Linked DNA regions of Mus musculus: region 1 is linked to region 2. A link is a contact called in ENCODE Hi-C or POLR2A ChIA-PET data. All regions are on one chromosome and are shown on one strand. Each heading gives the region's core, a stretch centred on a gene start or an enhancer-like site at or near the end of the contact. The rest is flanking DNA. Distances are from core to core; before and after follow the strand shown.

Region 1 (3,640 bases), core at 374-2,873, 42 kb before region 2:
TTGTGGCCTAGATCTCTCAGAGACCTGCCAGCCCAACTGATAGGATTATAGGTGTGTACCCACCACACCCAGGAAGTTACTTTTCTTTTTTTAAGATAGGGTCTTACCCAGGAATTGAGGCTGACCTTGAACTATGCAGTATCTGAAAGTCAAGACAGTTCAGTCTTTGGCAGAATCTTCCTATAATTTATAACTAGGAGGAAAAGAGACAGAGAACTAAATGGGAACTATATAACACAGGATCACTTAGAAAAACAAATATAGGGCTGAAGAGATGGTTCAGGGGTTAAGAGCACTGACTGCTCTTCCACAGGTCCTGAGTTCAATTCCCAGCAACCACATGGTGGCTCACAACCATCTGTAATGGGTTATGAAGCGCTCTTCTGGTATATCTGAAGACAGCGACAGTGTACTTACATATATAAAAATAAATAAATCTTTAAAAAAAGAAAAATAAAGAAATGCAAATATAAAGCTCAGTGGGACATAACATACCAGCAGTTCCAGTTCCCAGGAGGCTGAGGCAAGGAAATTGCCTTGAGTTCAAGGGCAATGTAAGCCTGAGATTCTTAGTATTTTATTTTTAAAAATATAATAATAATAATAATAATAATAATAATTTAAAAAGCTGGTCACAGGTGGTGATGCATATGCATGCCTGAGAGGCAGAGGCAGGAGGATCAGGAGTTCAAAGTCAACCTTAAGGGCACAGCCATATAAAGACCAGATGGCCCATGTGAGCCTCAGAACAAATACACGTAACAGGATACCACTCTGCCTTCAGATAAATCTGTTGAGGACAGATAAAACTGTGTAGCCACATTTAAATAATATTTTAACCTCCAGCTATTGTAACGTAATCACCAGCGTGTAAACAAATTTGGAATATAAACTCGTATAATATAAGGAGCCTCTGGATTTTCCCACAGTCTAAGTAAGTCCCAGACCTTGACTATCTAATGAGTTTCTGAATCATAGAGGTGGTTTGGAGAGTACAGAGTCTGCTTCATTATGGTTAAAGGGGGACTGGCAACAGAACTAAAGATGTCTTACAAGGCTCAGGAAAGCCCACAGCCTAAAAGCATCACTTTTAAGAAGGGTTCACTGTACCACCTCATTTGAAAAACCCCAAACTGTTGATCCCCACATTCCTATACAACCCAAACAACCCATTGTCCCAACTAGTCCAGCTACCCCTTTCTTAGGCAGTACCTTTCACCAGACCCCTCAGTACTCTCATCTTCATTCCACCCTCTATTACCCGAACCAGTCTCCCCACCTCTGTCCTTTAAAGGCCTTGTCACTTGAGAACAGCTCCTCGAAAGCCCCTCGGGCCCCACTCTCCCCAAAGTCACGGGAACAACACTCCACACTTCACCTCCAAAGCCCTACCACCACTGCCCCCGGCCGCCCTCTGGCCTCTTGCCCAGCTCTCCTCCAGTTTCAGCACCTTTCCCCGTCAACTGGGGCTGGTCAAGCCCTGTTTCCTCATGCTGCCTGTCCCTTTCCCTCTCCAAACCTCCCCTAAGCCAAAGACCCGCCAGCCCTCTCACCGGCCGCTCCGCCGGTAAACGCTGTTCTCCAGCTTCAGGCTCACTGTTTGGAGTCTCCCTCGTGATTGACGGCTAGCACTTCCTACCACGCCTCGGCGGAACCACCGCATCAGCCAATCCCAGGAGCAAACTGGCCCCGGCGCGGCACCGCCCTTGGAGGTCAGCTTCGCCAACCAGCGAGTAGGAAAGAGGCGGACCCGCCTTCAGAATCCATCCAATCCGCTGGGGCTGGAGGGAAAACACAACAGTATGGAAGTTCGGGTGAAGCGGGTGGGTCAGGTTCGGTTGTGAATGCAGGCGGCAGGGGAGAAAAGGCAGGCGTGTCTGCGGGCCTGGAAGAGGCACCTTGGTGGATTTTCTGTTTTAAGGAAACGCTACATGCACCAAATACCTGCGGACCTCAGCCAGAAGTCTCCAGCGAGGAGCCCGAAGCCAGGTATACTGGTGTGTTTACATCGAATTCTCGCGACAGCTGATTTGAAGCTAAAAGCACGTGGACGTGGCAGCTGCCAATCACTTTTACCTGACCACTCAGGCTGCCCGAGCCCGCCCTCCACCCCGCCCGCGGCGCTGTGTTTACCTTCCGGGAGTCTAGGCTGGCAGTCCGTGTTCAGTCCCCTGCTGAGTACGTCTTGCTCTGAATAAGGGGGCCTGTAAGAAATTTTGTTGGAGTCCTTAATGGTTACTGTCATAGGAATGGATGTTCGTGAACATCTGGAAATGGAGAGGCCCCAGACTTTGGAAGGGGGAACTTGTTGCACAATATAGGGATCCATAGAGAGTCTAAGAAGACTACCTGGGGCTTTGCAAGATGGCATTGGATACGTCTTAAGGGTTCATGGAGTCTCAAGTAGTCGTAGGCCGGGAGCTCTTGCTTAAAGAAACCCACAATCACACTCCTAGCTTTCCCATATATCTTTCCCCTGAGCACCTAGTAACCTGTACCAAAATCTCTTTTTATGGGATTCCAGTAACACATGCACTATATTCCCTATATTCCCAGCACTGGTGTACATAACAAGTTCTAAGCCAGTCCAGTGCCACCAAGTTTGAAAACACTGTCCCTTCCAAAAAATCTTTTTTAATAAGATATAATTCTTTTAAAAATAATAAACGGGCCTGGAATTTGGACATGATGCTCCTGCCTAGATGTGGACTAGGCGGCTAGGTATGACCAACAAGGAATTCGTAAAAGTACCTTTGCCTATCATACAGGTTAAAGTAGACTTTTTAGGCATGTCATCAGTGTCAAGAGTTAGCTGGAGGTCGTGGTCAAGGCCAAAAAAACTCATTTCCATGGCCATATGTCTTAGTTAGGGTTTCTATTGCTGTGACGAAACACCAAGACCAAAAGAAACTCGCTGGCTGGGCAATGGTGGGGCACTCCGAACTCCGAGCACTTGGGAGGCAGAGGAAGGCAGATTTCTGAGTTCGAGGCCAGCCTGGTCTACAGAGTGAGTTCCAGGACAGCCAGAGCTACACAGAGAAACCCTGTCTCGAAAAAATAAACAAACAAAAAACTTGTTGAAGAAAGGCTTTATTTGACATACAGATCCTAAGTCCACTGAGGGAAGCCAAGACAGAAATTTAAACCAGGCAGAAACCTTGAGACAGGAGCTGTAAAAAGGCCTAGAAAAAGTACTGCTTACTGGCTTACTACTCATGGCTTGCCCTGCCTGATTTTTTATAGACTCCAGGACCACCACTCCAGATACAGCACTATCCACCATGGCCTCAATCACTAATTAAAATGCCCTACAGGCCCGCCTAAGAGCCAGATCTTATCTTGTGGAAGCATTTTTTTTTCAACTGAGGTTACCTCCCCAAAAATGACCATATCATTCACCCAAATGATAAGGGACGTTTTTCCTTATTGAGCTCTTCATAGCTTAGAATCAAAAGAAGAGGGAATGAGTGGGAATGTTTATGAATAAGAACATTACTTCTATCCATCTCCAACTTGCAGTGTGGACATGGATCCAAGGTAGACATACAGTCCAGTGGCTACGAACATTCCTGACTTAAATGTCTTAGTGGACCGCAGTAGCAACAGGAAAGGATTTTTTTTTTCCTCTTCTGATTCTCTC
Region 2 (3,233 bases), core at 445-2,944:
AAATCTGTAACAGCACTGAGTCTCTGTCTCTTTAATGAAAATAGAGTGACTTTCTTACACCACTATAAACGAAGGGTTTTTAGTGGCAGGAACATAAATTCTTTTCTGTAACAAAAATATGCACCATATACCCAGGGCAAAATAAGCAGCCATATAACCCTCGGGCATTTCTGTTATCTACAGAAGTACTGTCTGTCTCAGAGAGATTCAAAATTTAGATGGGACTACAATCACACTTAACTTTTAGGAATTAAAATACCTGTTACCAAAAACTACTTTGATGAGTAGTGACATGAGTGCTTTTCAGTATGAACTTTTGGAAAACTGAATGCAATTCTAAGTATCCCACACACACACACCAAGAAGTTAACACATGCCCCTAACATGGAGCCAATTTAATATTTAACACGTTGCACACCTTTCTCATAAACAATTCAAGGGATTACCCCAAAACACTATCACAAAAGTAAGTTGCCTATGTTACACTTCAGCCCTTCTAAATTGACTTACATCGAGCCAGAGCCATTCAGGTCAATCTGAAGAAGTGACACCACCGGTAGGAGGCAACCAAGAGGAACAAGCCCAACAAGAACAAAATTATGACAGATGCTAAGGGAACGCTCCAATTCTTGCCACCTCCTGCTTCTTTCACCTAGCCCGTGTAGAAACGTTTCTTAAATTTATCCCTCGGTTACAATCTGGCGCCGGCATTCAAACACTTCTGAGCGTGCTGCTACCAAAGTGAATTAGCGAAGGGAGAGGGGAGACTGTTGCCCCCTGATCGTAGGAGGGAGGAGATAATGCAAGGAGCGGTTGCTGGGAGACAAGCCATCCTAGCGTTTCCGAGGCCACTCGGTGTGCCTAGAACTCCAACCATGACAGTCTTCACTCGCATCCCTTGTTGGACAGCGTCGCTTGATGGATAGCGCTCTTGGTACCGGGGAGGCCCACGCGGTGCTGATGCTATAAAAAGCCCAGGGGGATAAGGGGAGAAAAGAAAAAAAGAGGCGGGCGGGGAACTTACCCAGTTTCTTCCACATGGCGAGGTGACAGGCGAGGAAACCTTTGCGGATGGCAGCGCACACCTTGGCGGGCTCGGACGAGGTGAAGCCTTTCTGCTTCTTGATGAAACCCCACAAGTGCTCCCGGGCAAACTGTGCCGCCTCCCGACCGCCGTGCCCGTCGCACACTGCAAAGAAGGCCACCGAAGAGCGGCGGCGACAGCAGCGGCCAGCGGGTAGCGAGGCCGCGGCGTCCGGGGCAGGGTCGCGGGCCGCCGCCGGGCCTTTTTCCGATGGCCCGACGCCGGCGAGAGTGGGGGTCGCCGGCAACCCGAGCGCCCGCCGCGGTACCGGCGCCGGCTTGTCCTCCGCAGCCGGCTCGGGCTCCACCACGATCTGAGTTACGTCCTCCATGTACTTCCTCCCGCCCTGGTCCGAGAAGACGCTCACTCCCAGCGAGTACAGCCCCGCCATGGCCGGCTGCCCGGGATCCCGCCGTTCCCACGCAGCCCGCCGAATTCCGAGGCGGGAGACACACTCGCCGCTCGCCGGCCAACTATTGTTTATCTTCGACGAAGCCGAGAGTGAAGAGGAGGCGGTCCCCGCGGCGGTGGGGGGGGGCGCGTGATGTCGGGACTTGTCCGCGAGAGCTGGGCCGGTCGAGTCGCGGGCGAGAGGAGCCGAGCAGCTGCGCCTGCGCACTGAACTCGCTCCCCGCCCGCCCGCGCCCACCATACAAATCAGACGTTCTTTCCCCCCCTTTCTCCTGATGACGTCACTCGGCTCGCTGAGACAGACCAATCAGGAGTCAAGAAGAGCAAGCTCGCCCCCGCCCTCCTTCCACCCCCGCATCTCTCTGCAACCGCTGATCTCGCTCGGCCCGCCGACCGGGGGAGCGCGCTCCTTGCCCGGTTTGTTTTCTCCAGCCTAGGGCTTCTGTACCCTGGGGGTTTTCCGCTGTTACTAAGCGGCTGAAGCCTCAACCTGTCATCTTTTTTTCCCCTTAAATCCCTAACGTGAGACTTCTGGCTTTTCCCCTTTGGTCCTTTTGCAGAGCCAGTTTTGCCTCCCGCGATTGTGGAAAATTTGCAGAGGTCAAAGGTAGACTTGACCTTCCACTTATTTCAAGCGAAATGGCGCGAAAATGCCCTGCAAAGTCGTTGGTCCGTGCGCTAGACCAGCGTAGCACGCGTGAACTGGCTTGGGTGGGACTTGTCCGGCTGGGAGTTAAGGGAAGCAGTCGGGTTTACTTAAGAAGACTTGGAATTTTCCACCGCCAGTTGCACAGCCCTGTTTTCCGCGATAACGTTAGGTCGGAGACCTGTCGGCGAGTTTAATTCCTAACACTTTACAGCCCTTTTTTTTTTTTAAGTATTTTGCATATTTCTTCCTCTTTTCAGCGTCGTTAATACTTTTTCGGACTCGTCTTGAATACAGCTATTACTGCAGAATCTAAGTTACCGTTTGGAAAAGGAGCATACAACAGGATCTCCATGCCCTAAAGACACGGTTATTTCCCTCCGTTCACAGAAGTTGACAGTCCCAACAACAAAATGAATGCTTTTAGACTGATTTCCACGAAATTGAAATAAGTTCTCGAGTGATCAACTTAATATTTTCTTAGCACCATATTCTTTTGAGGGAGTCAACGTGTTCCTTTATTATTTTCTGTACAGCCTTTGAGATTTCACAAAAAGCGTAATGGAAACTTATTTACAGCAGCATGGGAAATGCAAACAACAAGGAAAGGCTTTATGCTGGCCTGCCTTTCAACAACAGTTTCTATACCTCCCAAGACAATTCCTTTTAAAATTGTCATTAAATATTTATTTCATTTTCATTATGTGTGTATCTCTGTGGATGTTGTGTGGAGTCCCAACCCTCCGCCTACAACTGGAGTTACAGGTGGTTGTGAGCCAGATAGGCGCTCCAAACCAAAAAGCAGTGCAGGCTCTTAACCACTGAGCCATCTCTCCACTCCCCTAAAACAGCATTCTGAAATAACTGGGCCTTAACTTTTTTTAATTACTTTTTTTTTATGTACATTGGTGTTTTGCCTGTATGTGTGAGGGAGTCAGATTTCCTGGAACAGAAGTTACATACAGTTGTGAGCTGCCTTGTAGGTGCTGAAAATTGAACCTGGGTCCTCTGGAAATCCAGCCAGTGCTTCCAACCACCATCTATCTCCCCGGTCCCTTTAACAGTTTTTTTTCCCCATTTTTTATTAGGTAT

What was found. A loop is a pair of places that touch in the nucleus more often than their neighbours do. ChIA-PET counts read pairs that join two places held with the same protein, here RNA polymerase II (POLR2A).
Region 1: a map of heart shows a loop between it and region 2 (7-fold over the local background). The contact joins the promoter of Bcas3 here to the promoter of Ppm1d in region 2. A Hi-C loop is called at or near these places in 13 of 37 maps with a recorded cell type or tissue (CH12.LX, T-helper 17 cell, T-helper 2 cell and 3 more). POLR2A ChIA-PET finds 5 or more read pairs at or near these places in 4 of 5 experiments (Patski and embryonic stem cell).

The regions. Positions count from the first base shown.
Region 1 is chr11:85,351,147-85,354,786 of GRCm38, reverse strand. Bcas3 (breast carcinoma amplified sequence 3) reads right to left here and starts at 1,623. Exons shown (of 24, transcript NM_001166643.1): 1 at 1,554-1,623.
Region 2 is chr11:85,309,715-85,312,947 of GRCm38, reverse strand. Ppm1d (protein phosphatase 1D magnesium-dependent, delta isoform) reads right to left here and starts at 1,694. Exons shown (of 6, transcript NM_016910.3): 1 at 1,025-1,694. The coding sequence starts at 1,475.